3 separate regions of the Homo sapiens genome follow, and all the other regions are linked to region 3. A link is an interaction called in ENCODE POLR2A ChIA-PET data of the cell type or tissue named here. Cell type or tissue: GM12878. All regions are shown on one strand. Links, peaks and the distances in the headings refer to the core of each region. The heading gives the core; the rest is flanking DNA.

Region 1 (11,236 bases), core at 3,827-8,826, 57 kb after region 3:
CCCCTTCGCTTCTCCAAACTCTGGTTGCTGGAAGGTCCGCCCACTACGGAACCTGCATCCTAGAGTTAAGGAACACCTGAATAAAGAGATTCCGAGGTAGTTCAGATCTTCAACCATAAGGATGCTTTTTGTTTCTTTTTACTTTGTGAATCATGTTTAAAAGCAATAATACACATGGCTAAACATTCAAACAACCGTGAAGTACACAGAAAAGTGAGTCTCTCCCACCCACTGGTTCCCCTGCTCTTGGGTAACCGTTGCATGTCTTTCAGGAAAACATGATCTCGCCCAAAGAGCCTTCCAAAGCAGTTCAAGAAACCTTTAAATCTCAGGCCACACTGAGCTGAGTATTTTACATGCATCGCTTAATCGGAGGTATACAAGGCAGTGTAGTATGTATGTGCGTACTTTTTACAGATGAAAAATACGAGCCCAGGGATCCTACATTTCTGAGCCTGGGTGTGTTTCTTTGGAGGCCAGATCCTGTTCTTTTTTGCTCCATGACTTTGTCTTGCCCCACTCTATATGAATTACAGGACAAACCATTAACTCTCCACTCTTATCCATTTCTCCAACTGCTGAAGGTGAAACAAACCTTTACTCATTCATGCACTCTACCAATATTTGTTAAACACCTGCTATGTGCCAAACCTTGTGCTAGGCACTGGGGAGAACATTGGCCTCTGGCCCAGTTCTTTCTTGAGCAGAGTTAATGGGACACAGTGGACCTTTAATAAGGTTGATATGTAGAAGTGACTGAATGAATGAATGGATGGTAAACTTGAGAAGTCTTGCCCACACTGAACTTACCACTTCTAATCCAGGGTAGAAGTTAGATATATTCTGGCTCATGCAGAAAGTTGGGTGTTTCCTTTTTCATTTTAACGTGGTACTTTGGGAAATAGCATGGATTCTGGCTGAAGACCAGAGGAATCCTCTGGAAGTACAAAATGTTCAGTTTGGTGCATTGTTGCATCCAGCCTTTTCCAACACACACACACACACACACACACACACACACACACACACACACACACACACACACTTAATTGAAGTGGAAAAAGAAAAAGGCTGTCAGGACAAATAAGGTTGTTATCTAGTGCCGTTTTGGTTTATAAAGGGAATGAAAAATAAGGGTGCGTGCGTGGTTATGAACCCTGGTTTTGCCACTTGTTAACTGCATGATCTTGGGTAAGTCAACCTCTCAGTGACTCCGTTTCCCTGATGATAAAATAGGTTCGATAATAGTACCCAATTCATAGGATGGTTGTGAAAATTAAATACCTTAATATGTAAAGCCCTTAGGATAGTGGCTTTGCATAGTATACACCATCCAATACTATTCTTATTCTTATTATAAATCTAGTAATTGTTACTACAGTGGTGACTTTCCTTGACCCATCTACGCCGATTCCCTCTCCGGGACTGCGCCCAAAGCTTCCAATTCCCGCCCACCCGGAGGATTCTGCGGTCGCTCCTCCTCTCGCCCCGCCTTTTGTGGATGGCCGTAGGCCCGCGGTTGCACGATGCATGCCGGGCCTTGTAGTCCGTTCGCGGAGTCCTGCCGCCGAAGGCCACGCGGGTGAACTGCATTTCCCAGCGCCCCACGCGGCGGCGGCCGTAAAGCGCGGCGGTCGAACGGCCGGTTCCGGCTGAATGTCAGTGCTGGGCTGTGGGCCGGGGAGGAAGGCGGCTCGCGGTTCCTCCACCGCCTCCGCCGCCGCATCCTCCGCTTGTGCTACCGCCGCGGGCGCTGGGCCGCTCTGCTGGTCCGGCATGAGACCGTGAGACGAGAGACGGGTCGGGGCCGCCGACATGTTTGGCCGCTCGCGGAGCTGGGTGGGCGGGGGCCATGGCAAGACTTCCCGCAACATCCACTCCTTGGACCACCTCAAGTGAGTGTGGGGGGCGTAGCGGGAGGCCTCGGGGCTGGACAGGGGGACGGGGCGCCGAGCTCCGGGTCGGGGCTCTAGGAGGCGTGAGAGCGGCGGCGAAGGGCGCCCGGGGAAGCCCGTGTGGTGGTTAAGAGCGAGGGCTCGGGAGTCAGGGCGCCTGGGTTCGAACCCTGACCCCGTCGCTCTTGGCTGTGTGACCTTGGACAAGTCGCTTAATTTCTCAGAGTCTCCGTATCCCCACCTGTAAAGCGAGAGGATGCGATTTCAGTTTATGGACACAGACTTTGTTCTTGACGGTGTCCACCAAGTTTCCTGGCGGGGTACTTCTTAAACTGAACAGCTTAGAGGGTCAAAGGCCTGGGTCCTGGAGTCGGGCAGATCTGGGTCCGAATCTATCTGTGTGAATGTAGGCCTCAGGTTCCCCACTTGTAAAAAGAGTAGAGTGACAGCACCTGCTTCCTGCTATTGTGTTGAGAGTTGGTTGGATAAGAGAATGAACGTTAAGCTCAGAACACGTACAATTGCTCATTAAACGGCATTAATTATTATAAAAGAACAGATTATTTTCCGAGGGGAGTCTAAGCTGGGGGCATGCACGCTGAGACCCAGGATTTTGGGGCGATTGGGGAGGATGATGAAAAATAGAGACCTCTGAGGAGGGAATGACTCTACAGCTCTGGGGGAGGACAGGTGGCAGATAGGGTCTTGGGACCAGGAGTGCAGAAATTAAGAGGCTGGCTTTGCAGCCACACCTGCGTTCAAATCCTGAAACCACCATTTACTGGCTGTGTGACCTTGGGCAAATTACTTCACCTCTCTGAGCCTCCAGATTCCCATTTGCAAATGGGGATCGTGAACATTGTAATGGAAATGGAAGGTGACTGACCCAGTAGGTACATAGTAGGTGGCCAGTAGTGGTAGCTGTGTTTATTATCAGCTCAGCGAGGCCTTCCCAGACCACCCTACCTAACGTGCTCCCCCCATCCCAGTTCCTATCCATCACATCTTTCTCTTGCTTTCATTGAGTGCTTCTCCACTCTCTGCGATTATTCTTTATTTTTTATTTATACTTATTTTCTGTCTTCTGTTAAACTGGCACTTCACGAGGGCACAGACTGCTTGGTTTGTTCACAGTTGTATTCCCAGCATCTAGGACTGCTCTCTGCTTACTTAAAGAGTGGAAAAATGAATGATTGAATTGGGGAGAGATGAAGAGCATGCAGGCCAGGACCCAGGATTTGGGGGCAGGTGTGGAGGATGATGAAAAATAGAGATCTGTATGAAGGGAAAGGCTTTAGGGAGGGAAATGGCGGGGATGCTGAAGAGGGGAGTAGACAAATCTTCAGTGTCAAGAAATAGGCAGGTTTCCAGAAGGAGATCCTGAGACTACTAATGGGAAAGGAGGAAGATAGGGTTAGGGATATGGTGGGAAGTAGTGGAAGGGAGACGGGGCTGTGGAAAGGATTGGTGGGAGGGAATTAGATAGGGACTTCTCATGTGTCCCCGGGAGTGGGGTAGGGGTAGTGGCAGGGCCACAGTTCTCAGCTGTGACCTTTCTAGCATGGAGCAGCATTTAGTAAACGTTTGTGAGTCTTGAAGAGTGGGGAGCAGGAGGGTTCACTATGTGGTGAGGGGCACTTTTAGAGCAGGAGGTGGTGAGAGAAGACAAGGGGAGGAAAGAGGCCCAGGACAAGTCTGGGGTGGGTAGGGAGGTGGGGATCTTAGATGGGAGGGCAGCTGGCCGGGAAAGGGAGTGGTTGAAGGATTTCAGGAATTTATCGAGTGGGCGGAGGTGGCTGAGGAGGGGAGGGGAGTTATCCAGAGGAGGTTGGGCCTCCTGCCGGCATCCAGGTACCTCCAGGTTCTCACCTAACTCTGCTTAACTCTAGCCCTTTTAAATTACCTTAATTTATTAATTTATCGAATGCATTATTCTGTACCAGGTATTTGCTAAGGACTGCCTGTGTGTTAATTCCCTTAGTCCTCACAAGTCTGAGTTACAGGAACCATTATTGTTTCCATTTTACGGAAGTGGAAACTAAGGTTCAGGGGGCTTCAGTGACTTGCCCCCAGGTGTCAGCAGCTGAAGGGTACCAGAGGCAGGATTTGACTCCCGAGCTTGTGCTCATTATACTGTCTTTCTGAATAAAACTTCCCAATAAGTCTGTTTGAGAACACTTTTGACTTGGCTGAGTCTCATCGCCAATGGGGCATCTTTGCCAGCCAGCAGGGAATGGTAAACGGTCTCTGGTTCCTTTGCAGTATCCTGGGAACTGCCTGGGTTCATTGTTTAGATCACATGTCTATCGGATGCTTCTTTGGAAACCCAAGTTGCCTGCCCTGAATCAGGCAGATCAGCTTAATCCATATTACAGCCCCAAGAACCTGAGATTTGTGTATTGGTGGGGGGGTTAGAAGATCCCCCAGTGACTTGGAAAAGAGTTTTGTAAACAGCCAGTGCCCACCCTGGGGCTTGTGCCACTCTGCATTTGGCTCTGTTGGTAAACATCTTGGGTCTTGGGTACAGAACAGCTCGTTCCCTGAGGGAGTTTGCAGGCTGGTGGGGGAGACAGCTGTAGAGCCAGTGACTGTACAGTGTGATAAGTGCTGAGATCGCCATGGACCCAGGGTTCTGTGGGAACCCTTATTGGGAGCTTTCTGGAGGAGACAACACCAGCGCGGGTTCTCCAAGAATGAACAGAAGCCACCATTGGCGGGCAGCAGGGGCGGGAGGCGGAGCACTGTGACCAGGACCCTGCGGGTTTTGTGGCATGTCCAGGTGGGGGCTGATAGCTGTGGGAAACAAGGCTGGAAGTAGGAAGGGGCTTGGGATTTATCTGACACTTCGGGTGACCAACCGTCCTGGTTTGCCTGGGCTGAGGGGTTTCCCAGGATATGGGACTTTCAGTGCTAAAACTGGGAAAGTCCTGGACAAACTAGTATAAACTGGTCACCCTACCAGTGACAAGTGACAGTTCTTAATACACTCTTACCTTGACCTAGAGCAGTATGGATGGAGAGGGAAAGTTTAAGATAGTTAAAAGAATTATTTATTTATTATTATTATTTTTTAAATACACAAGGCATCTGGAAACCCTCTTCTTTTTTTTTTTGAGATAAGAGTCTTGCTCTGTTGCCCAGGCTGGAGTGCAGTGGCACGATCTTGGCTCACTGCAAGCTCCGCCTCCCGGGTTCACGCCATTCTCCTGCCTCAGCCTCCAGAGTAGCTGGGACTACAGGCGCCCGCCACCACGCCCAGCTAATTTTTTGTATTTTTAGTAGAGACGGGGTTTCACCGTGTTAGCCAGGATGGTCTCGATCTCCTGACCTTGTGATCTGCCCTCCTTGACCTCCCAAAGTGCTGGGATTACAGGCATGAGCCACTGCACCCGGCCTAGACTTTACTTTTTTAGAACAGTTTGAGATTTACAGAAAGGTTGAGAAGATAGCACAGAGAGCTGGAAACTGTTTTTAGCTTCATTATTCTTTGTAACACTCCCAGCTTGCAAACTGGAAAGGAATTTTCCTGTTAGGGTTTTACTTTTGCTAAATGGTAGAAAACTTCATACCTGTGGTCTCTGTCTGCTGAACTGAGTTAGTGATTTAGCTCAGGCAGATTGAAGTAGTCAAGAGGTTATTTGCTACACACCATGGGTGGTTTATTGTCCAGATTAGTGGCAAGGCTGTGACATTGACTGACAAATGTCCACCACCAAGCGGAAGCCTGAGTGATGGAATCGTTTGATTGCTACTGAAACATCATCTTTACCAGGGACTGCAAGTCTGCGGCTGGTAGAAATTGGTCGTTTTTGTATTGTGGCCTTCATTCTGGTCCACTTTGTGTGGGGGTCAAGATTTTTGGTTCCAGTGACAGAAACCCAGCTAGAATTGCCTTAAGCCTCAAATGGATTGAATAGCTCATGTCACTGAATGGTCTGTCCCCGCTAAACCATGGCTGAATCCAGGTGTTTGGAGCCGTCAGAAATCGGCCTTTTTCCACCTTTCAGCTCTACCTTTTTCCTGTTGGTGTCATTTTCAGGCAGGCTGCAGGCTTACATCATATCAGCTTAGCATTCCTGAGGAAAAAGAGAGCTTCTTTTCTCAATATTGCCAGCAGAAGTCCAGAATTGAGATTGAGTATCCCTGGACCAGCAAGGTCTCATGCCACCCCTGAACTGTCACTCTGGCCAAAGGTATAGGGGGATCTGATTGGCCATTCCTCACTCATATTCCCTTCCCTGGAGCAAGAGTGGGATTAGCTCCACTCAAGCTAGTGGAAAAGAATGAGAGAAAAGAGTGGTTCCCCATGGGAGAATCAGGGGTTATTGCCCAAAGAAGGCGGAGAATGGATCCATGGCAGGTAGACAGACGCACACCTACTCTTGGTGCTTTCAAGTTTTGGCTAAGGTGGCACTGACAGTGTTAGAGCTTGGGGTACAATATTGCCATGTTGATTTTCTTAAAATATCGTCTTCACCATGCCACATATTATGGGTCCTAGGCTCCCACTATGTCACGTCTAAGTTCTTCCAGGCCTTCCCACCATCTAGTTTGGGAGCACAGGGAGTTAGGAACATCCTTGTTAGGCAGACGCTGTTTAAATGGAGACCAACGGGGTGAGTCGTTGTTACCAGGCAGCGGGGTGTCAGGTGGAAGGAAGGATGTTTCAGGCAGAGGAAAAGGCATTTGAGAAAGCCTAGTGGGGCAAGGGGAGCAGTGCACATTGGCAGAACTCACGTGGTTCAGCAGGGGAGTGTTCACTGGGTGAAGAGGAAGTGAGGACCCAAGCTCAGAGCCATGCTTGGCAGTCTCCAGAGGCCAGGTCCCCTGGGGCCCTGTAAATCACTTTAAGGAATTCAGACTATGAGTGAGAACAGTAGGGAGCCACTGAAGGTTTTTTAACTACAGAAAGGCTGTGGTCTGGCTGAAGCTGGCAGAATGGATTGGATGAGGGGCAGACTGGAGGTGGGCCTCCACATGTGTTGGTGGGGCGGGGAGCAGGGGCTCTGCTGCCGTCCCCTGGTGAGTTACGGTAGCAGCTGCTGTCATCCAGGTGTATCTCCTGTTGGTGGTCCACTCACACACATACCTCGCCTGCCCACTTGAGGTCCCCTGCTCTTTTCCTCCTGCCCATCCAAATCCCTAGCTCTATCCCGAAAATGCCAGTTCTTCCCTAAAAATTGCCCTGGTGACTTCAGCCAACAAGAGTTTTGCTGTCTTCTCTAACTTCTTCTGTGCCTGTTCACACTGTCCCACACAGTTAACACATTATTATATACTTCTCATCGCCAAAGAGTGGGTCGGCTGTTAGCTCCTGTGCGTTCTTAAAGTTTCATCTCGGCCTTGAGTTAGACCCTCAGGAAGCTGGCCGGGGTTCCTGTCCTTTGGCTATCAGACATTGTCTTCCTTTGTTACATATCTTTTTTGTTGTTTTCTCCCAATTTGAACATAAGAATCATGAAAGCCTGTATGGCTTGTTCAGCTGGGTACTGGTATGCCAGCACAGGACGTGGCAGATAGTAAGCAATCAACAAATATTTGTCACAGGATGAACGAGAGGCAGACCTCTGTTTTCAGAAAAGGCCAGTCTTTTCCCAACAACTGCTTGTTCTCCCCAGTTTAGTCACAGCACCTGTGCCACAGCCATGACTTTCTCTAGGGCTAAAGCCCTAAAGAAAGCTAGGGTATAGCCCTGCCTATACCCTACACATCCCCGGCCCAGCCTCACTTGCCGGCCCTGTTTGACATCTTTGGGGGATGATTCACCAGGGGAAGCACAGCCTGTGAACACCTTCTCTAATCCTCTAGCCTGATTCCACCCTCCGTGAAGCTTCTCCTTGTCCTGCTGGCCAGAAGGCTGAACACTGACCAGATGGTGGTTTTCAGGGCACAGAGTGGGACACACTGGGGAACGTCTGCAGGGCCTCTGCCCGAGTGCTGAACAGGCCAGACAGATACAGGCTCTGTGTCTCCCATCCCTCTACCACACCTGAGACATTGTTATTTGGAGCTGTGTGGACATTGGGGGGTAAATTTCTAACCCCCAGACCTCCTATCATTCTGCTTATCCTTTCTCATGCCCCACCTTGCAAATGTACATTTCAAAATCTTGAAGGAGGAGCATCCTAATAAGCTCATTATGGTGCAAGGCATAGCACGTGCAGAAAATGCTGTCACTGAAATGAACTTGGACCTAGTATTCCTGTCTCTGAAATGGACTGAATTGCTAATTTTTGAAGGATATGGGGCATTATTAACTGTAGTGGTTTAACCTGTGAAATTAGTGACTCTTGAGAAAGCAGAGGCTATTGAGGCCAGATTTGTTTACGTCTGTCATCCTTGGTGATGCACCTCGAGTGTGTTGGTTACAGTTTCTCTTCTCCAGGCATTTCAAACTCTGAAGCTCATCTGTCGGTGGAGAGTTAGCTAACAGGCAAAGCTCGGATATTGAGACTGCATCTGCAGAGCTCCTGCTGGGGATATGAGAATACTGGCTCTTTTCCAGACAAATGGGAGTTAGAGCCTTTTATAAGGACTTTCCATAAGATCTGATAGTATTTTCATGCCTTTTTGGTTTATCTATTTGGTGTTTTTTTAATTTATTTTTTGTGTGTTAGGCATTCATAACCTCATGTAAATTCTTGGCCAATAAAATTGTTGCTTACTTCATTGTTTGCATTTCTGTAGTCCTAGAAGGGTTGTAATCATGGGGTCTGGAGTTCAGTCTGCCTGGTTGTAACCTAGGCACCTCCTGTGCTGCACCAGGGCCCTGGGCAGATGCCTCAGCTCCCAGAGCATCATCCCCAAAGGGTCGATTGTTTCTGGGATTAAACGAAGCACTCAGACAGAGACTGGCAGTAATAGGAAGCTTCATCTGTTTTACTGAGGTACATACATAGTTTGAGAAAACACGTTGTCATTCTAACAGTGGTTATCATTGTAAGAGAAACATTTTAATTTGCTGCCGTTAAGTAGCAAGGTAATTATTCTGTCCTTTGAAACTTTTCTGAGATAAAGACACAGCTTTCCATACAAAGATGGTCATAGCAACATTGTTATCACTCACACAATTAGGAATCTTAATGCCCTTCAAAAGAGTTGCTACTGTGCTTGTCCTTTCAGTGTCATACTGTGTAGCCATTACAGATATTTGCAAACAGTTGTCAATAACCAAAAAAAGTGCTTTTGTTTTAGCTGAGGTGGGAAATAAGATTGGCACTGAAATGGATAATGCAACATGACCTCAACTATGTAAATATCCATAGCAAAGAAAAAGACCCGAGGAAATAGATTGCAACTCCAGCAGCAGTCATCTCTAGGCACCACGGTTGCCGTTTCTCTTTCATTGTTGTCAAAGTTTCCTACTTCTCTAAAGTGAATGTTACATTTATAATCAGAAGGTTTTATTAAAATGGGCCGGGTGAGTTGGCTCACACCTGTAATCCCAGCACTTTGGGAAGCCGAGGCAGGCAGATCAGTTGAGGTCTGGAGTTCAAGACCAGCCTGGCCAACATGGCTAAACCCCATCTCTACTAAAAGTACAAAAATTAGCTGGGCATGGTGGCCTGCGCCTATAAACTCAGCTACCTGGGAATCTGAGGTAGGAGAATCGCCTGAACCTAAGAGGCGGAGGCCGCAGTGAGCCAAGATCACGCCACTGCACTCCAGCCTGATGACAGAGCAAGACTCCATCTCAGAAAATGACAACAACAACAAAAAGTTATTAAAATGTTTATATCTCTGAGGTGGTTGAATTACCTAATCTTCCAAAGCCCTGGAATTAGATACACCATTAAAACATTAAATCTTAATCCATTCAGCCTTTCCCCCCATTACATTCAAGCAAATGTATATTGAGCATCTCTTCCTAAAACACTGTGTAAAACGGTGTGCCAGGGCATTGTGGGACAGAAAGACGAGCAAGGTGAAGGTGTAACCCTCATTGAGCTTTGGAGCTTGCAGTCTACTGAGTATTTCTGTATACCAGCAAAAGACATTTAGAAAATGAATATTTGAAACAATATCATTTACAATAGCATAAAAAAATGTCGACTACCTAGCAGCAACTCTAACAATAGATCTGCAAGATTCCTGTCAAGTGAGCATGGAAACAAATGCTGTAAATATCAGAATGTTACACTATTGTAAATATGTCAGTTCTCTCCAAATTTAGCCATAGATGTAGGGCAAGTCTAAGAAAATTTTAGCACGTATTTTTGTGGAAATGAAGAAGGTGATTTTTGAATGTATATGGAGATTAAAAGGGCCAAGAATAGGCAATATTGAAAAACAGAAGGAAAGAAGTTGGAAGACTTAATTACTATATGGCAAGATTTACTGTAAAACTGCAGTAATCAGACAGTATGGTCTTGATACAAGGATAGACAAATAGATCAATGAAACTGGAGTATCCAGAATGAGACCCACATGGGTAGTCACCTGATTAATGACAATGGTGGCGCTGGAGTGCAGTAGAGAAGTGAGGGCCTTTTCTGTAAATGGTGCTGGGTCAAGTAGATTTCCATATAGAAAAACTTAATTTTGGCCAGTACCTCATATCCTACACAGAAATCAGTTCCAGATGTACTCAAAGTCAGAATGCGAAGAGTAAAACAGTAACTTTGTTAGAAGTAAAAAGCATTTCCTTATAACCTTGGGGTAGGTAAGAACCTCTTAAGCTTGATACAAGAAACACCATCCAAGGGAAAGATTAATAAATTGAACTACATTAAAATTAAGAACCTCTACTCATCTAAAGACCCAGTATAAAGGGAACGAAAAGGTAAGCCACCATCAGAGAAAGTATTTGCAATATTTATCTCCAGTAAAGGGTTTGTGGTCAGAGTATATAAAGAAAAGCAAGAAAAAGCCACACAGCCTAATTTTAAAAATGGGCAGGCTAGGCGCGGTGGCTCACGCCTGTAATCCAAACACTTTGGGAGGCTGAGGTACGTGGATCACGAGGTCAGGAGATCGAGACCATCCTGGCTAATACAGTGAAACCCCATGTCTACTAAAAATACAAAACAATTAGCCGAGCGTGCTGGCGGGCGCCTGTAGTCCCAGCTATTCGGAAGGCTGAGGCAGGGAAATGGCGTGAACCCAGGAGGCAGAGCTTGCAGTGAGTGGAGATCGCACCACTGCACTCCAGCCTGGGCGACAGAGCAAGACTCCGTCTCAAAAAAAAAAAAATGGGCAAAAGACTTGCACAGGCACCTCACAAAAGAAGATATTCAAACAGTCCATAAACATATATGAACAGGCACCCGGTTTCACTACTGGAAGAAAGCCCCCACGCAATATCACTGCATACCCAGCAGATGGCGCCACCGACCAGGGCA
Region 2 (11,236 bases), core at 3,854-8,853, 890 kb after region 3:
GGTCAGAAAGTCCCCAGATCTTCAAGAAATAAAGCTTTCCAGACCTAACTGATGTCCCCATGTGTCCCTCTCCTATTCGCTCCTCTGTAGTTACCCTTTGCTGGAGCACATTAAGATGTCAAACAGAAACGTAACTCCAAACAGCTAACTGATAAGGAATATATTACCCAAAACAAAATAAATAAACAATGAATGCTCTTTAACAAAGAGCTAGGTGACAACACGGATATTTTTCTTAAATTCATGGTTATATTTTACCGAGTATCCACAGTGAAAATTAAAAGCACTTCAGGTTGGGCACAGTGCCTCACAGCTGTAGTCCCAGCACTTTGGGAGGCCGAGGTGGGTGGATCACCTGAGGTCAGGAGTTCGAGACCAGCCTGGCCAACATGGTAAAAACCCCATCTCTACTAAAAATACAAAAATTAGCCAGGCGTGGTGGCGGGTGCCTATAATCCCAGCACTCGGGAGGCTGAAGCAGGAAAATCACTTGAACCCAGGAGACAGAGGATACAGTAAGCCGAGATTGTGCCACTGCATTACAGCCTGGGCAACAGAGTGACACTCCATCTCAAAAATTTAAAAAAGGTGGCCAGGCGTGGTGGCTCATGCCTGTAATCCCAGCACTTTGGGAGGCTGAGGCGGGCAGATCACCTGAGGTCAGGAGTTCGAGACCAGCCTGACCGACATGGAGACACCCCGTCTCTACTAAAAATACAAAATTAGCCAGGTGTGGTGGTACATGCCTGTAATCTCAGCTACTCGGGAAGCTGAGGCAGGAGAATCTCTTGAACCCGGGAGACGGAGGTTACGGTGAGCCAAGATTGTGCCATTGCACTCCAGCCTGGGCAACAAGAGTGAAACTCTTGTCTCAAAAAAAAAAAAAAAAGTTTTAAAAGGAAAAAAAGAAAAAAAAGCACTTCAAAAGCTTTTAAGCTTAAAAATGTGAAAATCTAGTGTGAATTCCTTTGAAGACTAATTACTATTTCTTGATTTAAAAAAACACTCGCCAGGCACGGTGGCTCACGCCTGTAATCCTAGCACTTTGGGAGGCTGAGGCGGGCAGATTGCCTGAATTCAGGAGATCGAGAACAGCCTGGGCAACACAGTGAAACCCCATCTCTAACAAAATACAAAAAATTTGCTGGGCACGGCGGCATGCGCCTGTAGTCCCAGCTACTCGGGAGGCCGAGGCAGGAAAATTGCTTGAACCCAGGAGGCGGAGGTTGCAGTGAGCCGAGATCGTGCCACTGCACTCCAGCCTGGGTGACAGAGCGAGACACTGTCTCAAAAAAAAAAAAAAAAAAAAAAACACTCGTAAGAGTGTTTTTTACCAAGAGTGTTTTACAAGATCAACTGGATCTTGACTAAGATGTTAACTGTGAACAGGGATACCTGAAAGACACACTGACCTGTGAAGACCTGTATCTTCCCTGGATGACTTTTTTATAAGCAGACACACCTTCAAAAGCCATACTCAAATGGGAATCATCAAGGACCAATAACTAAGAAACAAATTATTTCTTAAATCCCTAACCTTCTGTCCAAAGCTAATTTTTATTTTTTTATTTTATTTTATTTTTTGAGACGGAGTCTTGCTCTGTCGCCCAGGCTGGAGTGCAGTGGCACAATCTCGGCTCACTGCAAGCTTCGCCTCCTGGGTTCAAGCGATTCTCCTGCCTCAGCCTCCCGGGCAGCTGGGACTACATGCACACGCCACCATGCCCAGTTAATTTTTTTATTTTTAGTAGAGACGGGGTTTCACCATATTGGCCAGGCTGGTCTCAAACTCCTAACCTCATGATCCACCCACCTTGGCCTCCCAAAGTGCTGGGATTACAGGCGTGAGCCACCGTGCCCGGCCAATCCAAAGCTAATTTTTAAAAGCCTCAAGCCACTCCAAAAGCAGGTAATATGACTTTCTTAAAAACTTAAGAAATTGACTTTTTATTAATGTACTAAGTCATTGAAAAAATTCTTTTCACTCTAGAAACATCATTTTAAAAATTACAACTCACCATATTAGAATAGCAGGCAATACGATTTATATATAGTTTTTCAATTATTTCTTTGGGGATTAAAATTTCTTCAGATTTTGCATAATCAGCTATATTCAAGGCTTCCGTGTACTGGCTTATCGAGTTGTTCCAATCATGTTCCCGATAAACGTCATTTCCTTCATTAAAAAGATTTCTCACGAGAGCACGCAAATATACCTAAAAAAAAGAAAGTTACCACTTGAAGCCTTTTATCAAACAAGATATGGTATAAGTAAATTTTAATTTTTATACCTAAAACTTCACAGGAAACAATGTGACAGAACAGCAGCATTGCTCTAAGAAATTGTGAGATGCAGCCCAAGTCACTGCTATCTCAGCTAGGGATTGAATCTTGCTTGCTTTTTCAAGGGGAAATTCAATTTCTCACTATTAAGAAAAATGCAGCAAAGTACCTTATAAATATTTGTTCACATCTCCAATTCTGTGCCCGCTAGAGAAACCAAGTGGAAGCCCCAAGTCAAAGAGAATGAATAGTTTAAGGCTTTTGAGCAGTATTTCCAAATTGCCTTCCAAAAAGGCCATGATGAAAAATGTTTCTAGTGGTTTACTTTATAGCACCCATACACACTAGGTAGTGTGTGTGTGTGTACACGTGTGTGGGTACCCGTGCACATATATGTAAAATCTACCAATTTCTAGGTGGAAAATGGTATCGTTTTGTGTTTATTTATTTTTTTTAATGGTATCCTCTTTGTATGTGCATGTCTTTACCAGTGAAGTTGAACTATTCCACATTTTTACGGACCCCTTGTATTTCTTTTTCTGTAAATTGCTCAGGTCATTTACTGATTTGGGGGGAGGGGGATGTTAAACTTTTTTCTTATCAAGTAAGTATACACATTCTTTTAGCATGTATAAAAGTTTGTCATTTTCCTTCATTATTTCTATCACGCTTTAGTTTAGTTCTTTTTTTTCTTTTCTTTTTTTTTTTTGAGACAGAGTCTTACTCTGGCACCCAGGCTGGAGTGCAGTGGCACGATCTCGGCTCTCTGCGACTTCACCTCCTGAGTTCAAGTGATTCTCGTGTCTTAGCCTCCCGAGTAGCTGGGATTACAGGCACCTGCCACCACACTCGGCTAATTTTTGTATTTTTAGTAGAGACAGGGTTTCGCCATGTTGCCCAGGCTGGTCTCAAACTCCTGGTCTCAAGTGATCCGCCTGCTTCAGCCTCCGAAAATGCTGGGATTACAGGTGTGAGCCACCACGCCTGGCCATAATTTAGTATTTTAAAAGCTCTTTTTCATCACAAGATCAGAAAAATATTCAACTTGTTTTGTCTCATTTTATGAATTCCTGTCTAAGCTGATTAAATTATTTTAGCTGATTAAATTATTTTAGAAGACTGGACGGATCAACTATTAACAAAACTCGTGACATGCCACTTAACATCTTTAGACCCCAGGTCCACGTGCAAAATGAAACAACTGTTACAGTTTATTTCTGGCTCTAATACTTTTTTATTCCAAATCTGTTTGTAGAGAGCTAAGGAACAAGAGAGAAGAAAAGGGGAGGAGGGAGAGAGGCAGCAAGAAAGTGACATTTAGAAGCCTCAAAACCCTCAGAGGAAAAAAAACACAGGTGAACCAATAGTTAGTAGAGACAAGAGTCTGCAGTCAAAGTCCCAATAAACTGGGCTTTCTCCCTGTTCCTAAACAGCAGATCACTAGTTCTTCCCTCTTGGTATCCAGTCCCCCTTAGCTGCTGTCAGAACATCTCCTAACAGAAAAAAATGTTCCACACACTCTTTCTCAATAAATTCTGTCCCACTTATTTTCAATGACATGAGAAGTAATTTTCAAGTGGCTCAAAAGATAAATTAATTCAAAACCACCCTAATAGAGGAAAGAAAATACAGGGCAACTGTGCAAGTATGCAAAAAAAGAAAAAGAAAAAGAAAAAAAAAGTCCTATATAGAAGGGGTTGGCAAACTTTTTCTGCAAATGCCCAGACAGTACATGTTTTAGGCTCCATGGGCCATATGGTCTCTGTCAAAACTACCATATGTTGCAAAAGCAGCCACAGATAATACATAAACAAATGAGTGTGGCTGTGTTCCAATAAAGCTTTATTTGCAAAAAAATAAAATAAAATAAAATAAAATAAAAGGACAGCAGGCCAGATTGGGCCCACAAGGCCATCATTTGCCAACCCCTGCTACAAATTACAGTTCACAAGCCACTTGCAGAGCTTTCAAGCAGACCTTCCCGGAGTCATTACCGCATATTGCTCCTGTGTTCCTGGATATGACAGCGGTGACCTAAGAAGAAGAAACAAATTAACTGTAATTATCAAGCTCCTTATCGGGACCTGTTCAGCCAGAAGTCATCTTAAATCTGTGGTTCCATTAGCTTGCCACTGGTTCAAGGCATATTTCAAAGACTTCCTCCTCCTTTACTACCATTATTCACAGATGACTACAGTTATGGGAAAAAAAATACATATACATATATATATATATATATATATACTATTCCTTAGTATTTTTTAAGTACAACACTTTACTTTCAAACCTACTTCTATTTTTTAAAAACCCTAATTCTTCAACTGCCAAAAAAGAGGTTAAAAATAGTACAGAGCCACTAACAATATTTGATCCAATTTACTGCAGTATAGAGAGAATGTCTCCTTCCCAGGAAGGAACAAAGAGGCCCTTCTGCCCGGACATGTCCATCCAAACCACAGCTGTCTCATCATTGACATGCTTCAAGAAGTCCAATTAAACACTGAGCTTCTGAACAGACACGTCTGATCACAGAAGCCCTCTGTGCCGCCAGATGTTCATTTTCAGTCACTTTCCACTCAGCAGCACTGTTCATAGAACAAATTCAAATTTCTCAGTCTAACGTTTTGGGGGAGACTAACAATTGTAGCCCTAAAAGCCAGCAAAAGTAACACTTGCTTCCGAATGCAAGAATGTTCAAATGGACAAAAGAAAAAAATATTGCTAGAATATGGAGTTTCTAACCCAAATTAACTGGACCTATTAAACATGACTAAAGAGTTCTTCCTCTCCACAAAACATACATCCACACCAAAGAATTAGGACGCGGCAAGAACACAAGAACTCTGAAGCTCTTACTGTATAAACTGCAGTCCTTCCTTAATGTTCTGCTGCCTTTTTCTTCTCTCCTCGGACACATTGGACATGTTATCCCACACATCCACTTTCTAAATGAGCAATCTGGAAAGAAACAAGGCAAAAAAGCACATAAGGTACCAGGGTCCCTGGACTCCAATGAAAACACCCACAAATCCAGACCTTGTCACACAATCAGCTGTGGACACATCCATTTCTGACTTGACTCCAGGGTCCTGGACGGCAGGGACCGTACAGGAGTCATCTTTGTGGCTCCCCTGTGGTCCGGCACACCATAAGCACACCGTTTTCATATTCTTTTTTTTTTTTTTTTTTTTTTTTGAGACGGAGTCTCGCTCCATTGCCCAGGCTGGAGTGCAGTGGCGCGATCTCGCGATCTCGGCTCACTGCAAACTTCACCTCCAGGGTTCAAGCAATTCTCCTGTCTCAGCCTCCTGAGTGGCTGGGACTCAGATGCCTGCGACCACGCCTGGCTAATTTTTGTATTTTTAGGAGAGACAGGGTTTCACCTTACTGGTCAAGCTGGTCTCGAACTCGTGACCTCAAGTGATCCACCTACCTCGGCCTCCCAAAGTGTGGGATTATAGGTGTGAGCCACAGCGCCTGGCCAGTTTTCACATTCTTTAAGGCTGAATGGCTATGCAGACTTTGTATACCCCTCCTGAGCAGTCTCCAGGAAAAAGTCATGTCTCCCCTTCCTTTCCTCTTCCCTCCTTTGGCTTCAGGTTTTGTTTTTCCCTGTCTACACGCACGCATAAGCTGTCCCTAGAACAGTTCCAGCCTTGTTTTGCTTCTGGAAGCTCTCCAGAAATAAAAAGGTTTCACATCCGCTTGCCTCCGAGGGAGTCTGACTTCCTTGTAAGCCAAGTTTAAACCTTATACATATTTTGTCCCACAAACTTCCAAAATGATTATTGTTGATACAACAGATAAAATAATGATATAAAGTTACTTCCATTGGAATTTTCTGGATATTAAAATGTTATCCTCAATATAACACTTGCAAATGTCAACACATATCATTCTTTTGGGCCCCACCTCCACTAATCAACGTTCACCGAGCAGTTCCCCAAGTTCAAGGAGAGCCACAGAGAAGAGATCTGAGATAAAACATCATCTCCCAGTGGCCCAAACTAGAGTTCCTCAGGCTTGGCATTCTGGGCTAGCTAATTCCTTGTCTTGTGATTGCAGGACATTGGCAGTATTTCTGCCTCTACCCACTATGCCTGTAGCCCCTCACCCCAACCCCACTCACAACCAAAAGTGTCTCCAGATATCGTTAAATGTCAGGGTGGGGAAAGCACAATCAGCCCCAGTTGAGAACAACTGAGACCTAAAGTTAAGACAACATCTTACACATAAACCACGTATTTGGACCCAGGTGACAGGAAGGGAAATTCCACTCATGTTTGAAGTACATTGCTGAAATTTTTTAGTTTCATTATTGCTTGGCATTTACAGTTTTATTTTTAAATCTCATTTTTTTCAAAGTATAAGGGTGAGATGGGGGTTGGAATGTCCCAAATGCTGATAACTGGTGCTAAACCCTTTCTTCTTTGAAACACCGTCAGTTCTCAATATTTTTGTCCTATAAAGTTGGTACTTTACTGAAGTGTTTACATGGGAAAGGATATGACATAGGGGACTTGCTTTAAAATACTCCAGTAACAACAAAAAAGGGGGGGGCTGTGAGGTGGGGAGGAAACAGCAGAATGCTGATAACCAGGGGAGGGTGAGAAGTGCAGGGGATTCTTCAGTACTATTCTCTGGACTTTGTATGTGTTTGAAACATTACAAAATAAGAAGTTTAAGAAGTCCATGACACTAGAGTAAAATGGCACTATTTCTGGAATGTGCTTTTAAAACAGTTTAGCCAAAAGGGGGGTAGCTGGGTGGAAATAAAACAAGAATGCCAAAAATATGGATAATGGTTCCAGCTGGATGAGGGGCATGGAAGCTCATTCCACCCTTCTAGCTACTTGGACATGTTGGCCCATGTCCTTAATAGAAATGCTTTTTTAAAAAAATTTATATATTTTTTTAATTTATAAATGTTTTCTAAAAATTTATATGTACAAAATAATTTAAGGAAGCACTATTTGTAAAAGAAAAAGATTTTTTAAATTAACTCAGGCCACTCATGGTAGCTCACACCTGTAATCCCAGCACTTTGGGAGGCAAAGGCAGGAAGATCACTTGAGCCTAGGAGTTCAAGACCAACCTGGGCAACACAGGGAGACCCCCTATCTCTACAAAAAATTTTAAAAGAGGCCGGGCGCAGTGGCTCGCGCCTGTAATCCAGCACTTTGAGAGGCCGAGGCGAGTGGATCACCCAAGGTCAGGAGTTCCAGAGCAGCCTGACCAATATGGAGAAACCCCACCTCTACTGAAAATACAAAATTAGCTGGGCATGGTGGTGCATGCCTGTAATCCCAGCTATTTGGGAGGCTGAGGCAGGAGAATCACTTGAACCTGGGAGGCGGAGGTTGCAGTGAGCCAAGATCACGTCATTGCACTCCAGCCTGGGCAACAAGAGTGACACTCCATCTCAAAAAAAAAAAAAAAAAAAATTGGCAGGGCATGGTGGCTCATGCCTGTAATCCCAGCACTTTGGGAGGCTGAGGTGGGCAGATCACCTGAGGTCAGGAGTTCCAGACCAGCCTGGCCAACATGGGGAAACCCCATCTCTACTAAAAATACAGAATTAGCCGGGCGTGGTGGCACATGCCTATAATCCCAGCTACTACGGAGGCTGGGGCAGGAGAATCGCTTCAACCCGGGAGGCGGAGGTTGCAGTGAGCCGAGATGGTGCCACTGCACTCCAGCCTGAGCAACAAGAGTGAAATTCCATCTCAAAATAAATAAATAAACAAAAATAACAAAGATTAGCCAGGCATGGTGGCATGCACCTGTAGTCCCAGCTACTCAGGAGGCTGAGTTGGGAGGACTGATAGAGCCTGTGAGGTCGAGGTTGCAGTGAGCTACAATCATGCCAGTGCACTCCAGCCTGGGTGACAGAGTGAGACCTTGCCTCGAAAAAATAAAAAAAAAAGCAACCGGGTGTGGTGGTGCGTACCAGTAGTCCCAGCTACTCAGATGATGGAGGCAGGAGGATGGCTTGAACCCATGAGGTCAGGGCTGTAGTGAGCTACGATTGTGCCACTGCACTCCCGCCTGGGCAAGAGAGTGAGACCCTGTCTCAAAAATAATATTTTTTTAAAAAAACTAACCCAGTGTCTATCAAAAAGGAAATGCCTGAAGAAATTATAGGAAAAAAAAAAAAGATGAGGCATTTAAGTATCCATATGACCCATTTTGTTTTGTTTTGTTTTTTGAGACAGAGTCTCACTTGTCACGCAGGCTGGAGTGCAGTGGCACGATCTCTGCTCACTGCAACCTCCGCCTCCCGGCATCACACCATTCTCCTGCCTCAGCCTCCCGAGTAGCTGGGACTACAGGCGCCCGCCACCACGCCCGGCTACTTTTTTGTATTTTTAGTAGAGATAGGGTTTCACCGCGTTAGCCAGGATGGTCTCGATCTCCTGACCTCATGATCTGCTCACCTAGGCCTCCCAAAGTGCTGGGATTACAGGCGTGAGCCACCGCGCCTGGCCGTTTTGTGTTTTTTTAAAGTGACGGGTAGGTATATATATTGACATATGCTTGTGTAAACATAAAATAGTCCCAGATGGAATCATGGGAGACTACAGCAGTAGTAGAAGACTGAGGCTGGAAAAGGGGTAGGACGAGGTCTTTTCAATCTATGTGTTCAAAACTTTTGTTTTATTTGGAGCCACGTAAATGAATTACCTCTGTACAAAAATTAAACAAATTTTTAAAGTTTATGTATCCTCTGAGCCCTTCCTTGGAAAGATGACTTAAGGGACCACCGGGCTTTTGTTTGTTTTAGCTAAAACAGGGCAATTTACTTAGAGTTCGAACTTTAGAGTTCAGAGGAACCCAGAGTAGTATGCAGGATGCCAGAGCAGTCAGGCCAGAGGGAGGGAACAAAAGAAAAGGATGTCTGAAACCAGGACGATGGCCACACAGTTCAGTGAATGATGTACCTTTCTCTCAGCCTCTATCTAGCCAAGGTAGGGAATTGGTTTGAGGTTGACTCAAAAAGTTAATCTGCTGGCTAAGAATGGACTCCTGGGTAGTGATATCTGCCAAGTTTATAGCCTTAAAGCTATTTTCCCCAGAAAGTGTTAGAGAACCTTGAACCTCAACCTTATACACAAAAGGCGTGTGGCAAAGAGCTGACACCACAAGTAAGTGATTGAAAGGAAACGGAAAATGGATACAGACGTTTTTAATGCACAAAATACACCCCTTTAGCTGTTTATAGATCTAGGATCACAATATCAGGCAATATTTGAATATAATATGACAGAGTATTTCATGTTCAGTAGTTTTTTAAGTTTCCCCAAAAACTTTTATTTTGAAAGTTCTCAAACACACAGTAAAGTTAAAAACAATTATAATACTGTATGCCCAAACCCACAATTAATATTTTGTGAGATCACATCTGCCCATCTTTATCTATCTGCTCATCCTTCTGTTCATTCATCAGTCCGTCTTACTGTTTTAATAAATTTCAAAGTCAGCTGCAGATACCTAAACATCTCAGCACACACACAATTAAGTAGAGATCAATATTTGTTTACAGTTTTGTTTTTTAAGGTAAAACACGCAAATCTTAATGTGAGTTTTGACAAACTCATGTGACCCAGAGCCCTATCAGGATATAGATCAGCACCTTGGGAGGCCAAGGCAGGAGGATCATTTGAGCCCAGGAGTATGAAACCAGCCTGGGCAAGATGGAGAGACCCCATCTCTACAAAAAATTAAGCCAGGTGTGGTGGTACGTGCCTGTAGTCCTAGCTACTCAGGAGGCTAAGGCAAGAGGACTGATTAAGCCCAGGAGTTGGAGGCTGCAGTGAGCTGCTGACCGCGCCACTACAACCCAACCTGGGCAACAGAACAAGATCTTGTCTCTTAAATAAAGAAAAGATATAGACCATTAACTGTCACTCTACAAAGTTCCTTCATGCCCCTTCCCCAAACCACTACTGTAATTTCTTTTTTCCTCACCATTGATTAGTTTTACCTGTGAAATAATCTCCCCCCAACACACACCCCTTTGTGTGTGTGTTTTTGTTTTGTTTTGTTTTTGACACAAGGTCTTACCCTGTCATCCAGGCTAGAGTACAGTGGTGTGATCACAGCTCATTGCAACCTTAAACTTCCGGTCTCAAGCGATCCTCCCTCATCAGCCTCCTGAGTAGCTGAGACTACAAGTGTGCCACCATGCTCAGCTAATTTTTTTAATTTCACAGGGATTAAAAGCACAGGGACTGGCCAGGCACAGTGGCTCACGTCTGTAATCCCAGCACTTTGGGAGGCCGAGGCGGGCAGATCACCTGAGGTCAGGAGTTCGAGACCAGCCTGGCCAACGTGGTGAAACCCCGTCTCTACTAAAAATACAAACATTAGCCGGGCATGGTGGCAGGTGCCTGTAATCCCAGCTACTCGGAAGGCTGAGGCAGGAGAATCGTTTGAACCCAGGAGGCAGAGGTTGCACTGAGCCAAGATCGCGTCATTGCACTCCAGCCTGGGGGACAAGAGCAAGACTTCGTTTCCAAAGAAAAAAAAAAAAGCACAGGGATTACAGGTGTGAGCCCCCTCGTCCAGCCCCATACTCCTTTTTTTAAAGAAAGAAAAAGACGTTTAAAAATATACTATCTTATTTTTGGATACTGTTAAAATCTAGCCTCAATTTTAAAGAAAGAAAGAATTTTACAAAGTTAACCCAACAGTCTCTTTTCTTACTCAGTCTCAGCAGCACTCCCTCCCAGGGGCCCCTCCCTTCAACTTCCACCTCACAGCCTGGGCTAGGTCTGTCCCCACCTCACAGGCCACTCTGTCTCCTGCAAGCTGAGGCTCCATCTCCACAGACCTCTCACCTTGAGAGCCCTGAGGACCCACTCTTGAGATCTCCCCGAGCCATACTCTCCCATAGAGGTCCTCCCTCCATCAGATGTCAAATGCCCTCATCTAGGGCCCCATGACAACTCTC
Region 3 (5,000 bases), core at 1-5,000:
GCATCTATAGACATAGGAAACTTGGCTCTGGGGATAGAGGAAGGTCCCATGCCAAGATTCAAGTAGATCTTGGTGTGACTGGGAGGCAGCTGTGGCGTTGTGGGGAAACCTAGAGTCTTGGGCCTGAATTTCAGCTTTGACACCCTCTAATGTAATGGGCTTCCTTTGACTGTAGGCTTCCCACATAGCTGGCACCCCACACAGAACTCCCTTGGCCTTCTGATGATCCTGCAGGACAATCTTTTTTGTTTTTTGTTTTTTGTTTTTTTTTTGAGATGGTATCTCACTTTGTCGCCCAGGCTGGAGTGCAGTGGCGCAGTCTTGGTTCACTGCAGCCTCTGCCTCCCAGGTTCAAGCGATTCTCCTGCCTCAGCCTCCCAAGTAGCTGGGATTACAGAAGCACGCCACCATGCCTGGCTAATTTTGTATTTTTAGTAGAGACGGGATTTCACCATGTTGCCCGGGCTGGTCTCAAACTCCTGACCTCAAGTGATCTGCCTGCCTCGGCCTCCCACAGTGGTGGGCTGCAAGGCAATCTTCATTCTCCAGAACTAATATTGGGAAAACTGATGTTCAGAGAGGTCAAGTGACTTGGCTAAGGCATCACAGCCAGAATTCAGATGCAAGCTCCTAAACCACATGACCTTGGACAAGCCATTTCACTGAGGCGTGTGAACCTCCTCTAAGCTCAAATGGGCATAACACTCTACCCTGCCTTTTCCCCAGAGCTTTTTGGGAACTCAGATGGTGTGGAGGATGGAGGCAGAAGTCCACTGTGAGCTGCAAATCCTTGATCACCCAAGAGGAAGTGCTTAAGGTGCAGGCTTCAGTCTTAGGGAAGCAGGAAGTGGGGCGCTGAAATGTGTATTGGGGGCTTCTGGGAGGGGGTTTCTTCTTGTCCAGGTTGAGCCAATGACGCAGATCTTAGGCCCTCTGGTGACTTTTTGCCCAGGCAACTTCTCAGTGGTGGTGATGGGGAGCGTGGCCAGACCATCCAAGCTGCCCTGCTGGCTGTGGGGGCCTTTTTTTTTTTTCTGAGACACAGTCTGGCTCTATCACCCAGGCTGGAGTGCAGTGGTGCAATCTCAGTTCACTGCAGCCTTGACACCTCCCCAGGCTCAAGCTATCCTCCCACCTCAGCCTCCTGAGTAGCTGGTTCTACAGATGCACATCACCACGCCCAGCTAAGTTTTGTGTTATTTGTAGAGATAGGGCTTCACCATGTTGCCCAGGCTGGTCTCAAACTCCTGGACTGAGGTGATACTCCTGCCTTGGACTCCCAAAGTGCTGGAATTTCTACAGATGTGAGCCACCATGCCCGGCCTATGGGGCCCTTCTTGTTCCTATGAAGTCTGCAGGGTCCCCTTATGCAAAAGAACAGAAAGCTCGGCTTCACAAAGTTTGACCTCGGAAGAAATGGAAGGGAAAGGGTCCCTTTGTCACTCTCACAAACGTAAGAAGCAAACTAATAATGATGGCCATCACACATATTATACTCACCATGTAGAAGCTGTGCTGCCTTAAACTTCTGTTCATTCAGCACTTACTGATTGCCAGTCCCATTGCTAAGGGCTCCGCGTGACTTAACTCCCCTAATCCTTGTGAGTTGCCAATTATTATTCGCATTTTATAGATATGGAAACTGAGGCTCCAAGTGGTTTAAAAAATGAACTTGCCCAGGTTACAGTGTGTTGGTAGGTAGGGGTAGTCTCAAAGTTGGTAAATTTTACGCCAAAGCTCACGATACTTGCCTTCTTTCCCTTCTCAATTTATTTCTCTGACTGTGTGCTTAACCACACAGCAGTGTCATCCAGAGTTTGAAGCAGAGCTCATCAATAAGTGGGGGTGGGCTAAATGTCTCCAGGCTCCTCCCTGCGGTCCCTCCCACCATCCCCCATCTGTGATACCACCTGTGTCTCTATGCTTGAGCCCAGACAGGACAAGGGTGATCATTTCATTGGGAACATTTTGACTGGGGGGAAAGAGCACCAGCCTGGGAGTCTTGGCAGGGGGAGTGGGGGAGAAGGGGCAGGGGCAGCCACCGACAGGCTATGAGGTCTTGTGCAAGTCACGTCCTTCCCGGGGTCTCAGTCTTGTCATCTGCAGAGTGAAGGAAAGAGGTCAAGCTTGAAGGTCCCTGGCAGACCCAATGCCCTGTGAGAAAACTGAGTTTGGGTAACTTATTATTTTATAGATATGGAATTATCTTATAGAAATGTTATAGATATGGAATCATTTTATAGATATGGCCCAAAGTCCAAAGTCACACAACTCATTCACGGAGTTGCTAGGATCAGTCTGGAGCTCTTGTCACGAGATCACACTGCCTCAAAGAGGAGGCAGATTGCTGCAATGTAGGTTCTTAATAAAGAGCATGGGTGGAATGGGAGGCGGGCATCAGGCAGGAGCTGGGGCAAAGGTGTCTTTTCTCACTGCTCTGAGAGAACAGATTTTGTGCCTGTGTCCCTGACCAAGGGGCTGGGAGAGGTGGAGCATCTCACCCCCAACCATCTCCCAGCTTTGGCCCTGCTCCAGGAAAAGGGCGGTGGCCCCATCTTTCAGTTCTGCTTCCTCTAGTCATGGTTGGCTGGGATCTCGCTGCAAGCCGGTTATGTTTGGGTTCCTGCAGCCCCCGCTCAACCGTCATGAACAAGTGGGCCCAGCCAGTGCCCCAGCTTGGACTGGAAAGATCATTCTCTGTGACATCCGGGGGTCTGTGCTGAGCCTCTCCCCAGGCAGTGAAAGCTGTGGATGCGTGAAAGAAAATGGGTCTCTGGGCCGGGTGTGGTGGCTCACACCTGTAATCCCAGCACTTTGGGAGGCCAAGGCGGGTGGATCACCTGAGGTCGGGAGTTCGAAACCAGCCTGACCAACATGGTGAAACCCCATCTTTACTAAAAATAAAAAAATTAGCCAGGCATGGTGGCGGGTGCCTGTAATGCCAGCTACTTGGGAGGTTGAAGCAGGAGAATTGCTTGAATCCGGGAGGCAGAGGTTGCAGTGAGCCAAGATTGCACCACTGCACTCCAGCCTGGGCGACAGAGTGAGACTCTGTCTCAAAAAAAAAAAGAAAAAGAAAATGAGTCTCAGGAATGGGGTGGCAAGTTGAGTGTGTGTTTTCTCATGAGCTTACTCTTCAATGTATTCTCTTCTGGGCCCAGAACAGGGCAGTAGGAGCCTCCCTCTGGTCTTCCAGCTTCAGGGCCAGCTCTCCTCTTACCTCCTCCAGGAAGCTCCCTCTGTTTCTTTCCAGCCTTCATCTGCATGTCATGTGTGGTGGGTTGAAAGGTGGCCCCCCAAAAGATATGTCCATGTCAAATCCCTGGAACCTGTCAGTGTGACTTTATTTGGGAAAAGGGTCTTTGCAGATAGAATTAAGTTAAGGGGCTGGGTGCAGTGGCTCATGCCTGTAATCCCAGCACTTTGGGAAGCTGAGATTGGAGGATCACCTGAGGTCAGGAGTTCAAGACCAGCGTGGCCAACATGGCAAAACCCCATTTCTACTAAAAATACAAAAATTAGCTGGTCATGGTGGTGAGCACCTGTAATCCCAGCTACTCAGGAGACTGGGGCAGGAGAATCGCTTGAACTGGGAGGTGGAGGTTGCAGTGAGCCGATACAGCGCCACTGCATTCCAGCCTGGGCAACAGAGCAAGCCTCTGTCTCAAAAGAAGGCAAAAAAAGAATTAAAGATCTTGAAATGACATCATCCTGGATTATCTAGGTGGGTCCTAAATCCAATGACAAGTGTCTTTATAAGAGAAAGAGACTTGCTACATGAGGAGTAGGTGATGTGGCCACTAAAGCTGAGTTTAGAGTGATGCAGCCACAAGACCACAAGTCAAGGATCACCAGTAGTTCCCAGCAGCTAGAGGAGGCAAGGAAGCATTCTCCCCTCGAGCCTCCAGAGGCAGCGTGGCCCTGCTGACACCTTGGCTTCAACTTCTGGCCTCCAGAACCATGAGAGAATAAAGTGCTGTTGTTCTGAGCTACCTGGATGCTGGTACCTTGTTTCAGCAGCCCTGGGAAATGAATATACCATGGAAACATGGACCTGAACCACGGATCCTGGCAGGAGCCTTAGAGCCACACAGATGAGCCTTCAGCTTGGCTTTCCCCAGCAAGAGCTACATGATCTTGAGGAAGCTGCTTGTCTTCTCTGGGTCTCAAGTTCTTCATCTGCCAATGGAGACAATAATGCTTACTTCCTAGGTTTTAACAGCTTTATTGAGATGTAATTCACATATACAATTTGCCCACTTAAAAAGTACAGTTCATGCCTGTAATCCCAACACTTTGGGAGGCCGAGGAGACAGGCGGATCACTTGAGGTCAGGAGTTTGAGAACAGCCTGGCCAAAATGGTGAAACACTGTCTCTACTAAAAATGCAAAAATTAGCCGGGTGTGGTGGTGGGTGCCTGTAATCCCAGCTGCTCAGGAGGCTGAGGCAGAAGAATGGCTTGAACCTGGGAGGCAGACGTTGCAGTGAGCCAAGATTGCACCCCTGCACTCCAGCCTGGGTGACAGAGACTCCGTCTTAAAAAAAAAAAAAAAAAAAAAAAAAAAAAAGTAGAGTTCAGTGTTCTTTTGGGAATACTCAGAGAGTTGTGTGACCATCTCCCATCCCCACAGTCAATTTTAGCACATTTCATCACCCCCTAAAGAAACTCCAGACCCATCAGCAGTTGTTCCCCATTTCCTTCCAAAATCCCTCTCTGCCAAGCCCTAGGCAACCACTAATATGCTTTCTTTCTTAAAAAAAAATTAATAGAGATAGGCTTTTGCTATGTTGCCCAGGCTGGTCTTGAACACCTGGGCTCAAGCGATTCTCCTGTCTCAGCCTCCCAAAGTGCTGGGATTTCAGGCATGAGCCACCACGCCCCACCCCTCCTACTTTATGTCTCCATGGATTTGCCTGTTTTGGTCATTTCAAATAAATAGAATCATACAATATGTGACCCTTTGTGTCCGGCTTCTTCACTTAGCATTTTTTTTAAGGT

What was found. ChIA-PET counts read pairs that join two places held together with the same protein. Peaks named below come from ENCODE experiments on the same cell type or tissue, not always from the same donor. Only the 100,000 strongest peaks of a DNase experiment are listed, where the experiment ranks them.
Region 1: POLR2A ChIA-PET joins it to region 3 with 5 read pairs; 5 of 35 experiments call an interaction of 5 or more read pairs at or near these places.
Region 2: POLR2A ChIA-PET joins it to region 3 with 7 read pairs; 1 of 35 experiments calls an interaction of 5 or more read pairs at or near these places.

What each region holds. Positions count from the first base shown.
Region 1 is chr16:10,942,903-10,954,138 of GRCh38, forward strand. It overlaps CLEC16A (C-type lectin domain containing 16A), which reads left to right and starts at 1,662. Exons shown (of 24, transcript NM_015226.3): 1 at 1,662-1,895. The coding sequence starts at 1,816. It also overlaps a transcript of CIITA not described here. RefSeq lists enhancers at 1,275-1,454, 1,675-1,734, 6,662-6,811, 11,076-11,145. In GM12878, for the core only: CTCF peaks have their summits at 6,581 and 6,922; a DNase peak (open chromatin) is centred at 6,639; H3K4me3 peaks cover 2,994 bases; H3K27ac peaks cover 2,514 bases.
Region 2 is chr16:11,777,148-11,788,383 of GRCh38, forward strand. ZC3H7A (zinc finger CCCH-type containing 7A) reads right to left here. Exons shown (of 23, transcript NM_014153.4): 2 at 5,140-5,241; 3 at 4,278-4,317; 4 at 2,019-2,216. The coding sequence starts at 5,207. Among named protein-coding and RNA genes, the nearest start is that of ZC3H7A, 14 kb to the right of the region's middle. RefSeq lists enhancers at 6,531-6,590, 11,037-11,236. In GM12878, for the core only: no CTCF peak of the experiment used is centred there; DNase peaks (open chromatin) are centred at 4,864, 5,730, 5,974 and 6,604; H3K4me3 peaks cover 3,412 bases; H3K27ac peaks cover 4,555 bases.
Region 3 is chr16:10,889,266-10,894,265 of GRCh38, forward strand. All of the region lies in intron 1 of CIITA (class II major histocompatibility complex transactivator), which reads left to right. Among named protein-coding and RNA genes, the nearest start is that of CIITA, 15 kb to the left of the region's middle. In GM12878, for the core only: no CTCF peak of the experiment used is centred there; a DNase peak (open chromatin) is centred at 2,589; H3K4me3 peaks cover 349 bases; H3K27ac peaks cover 3,312 bases.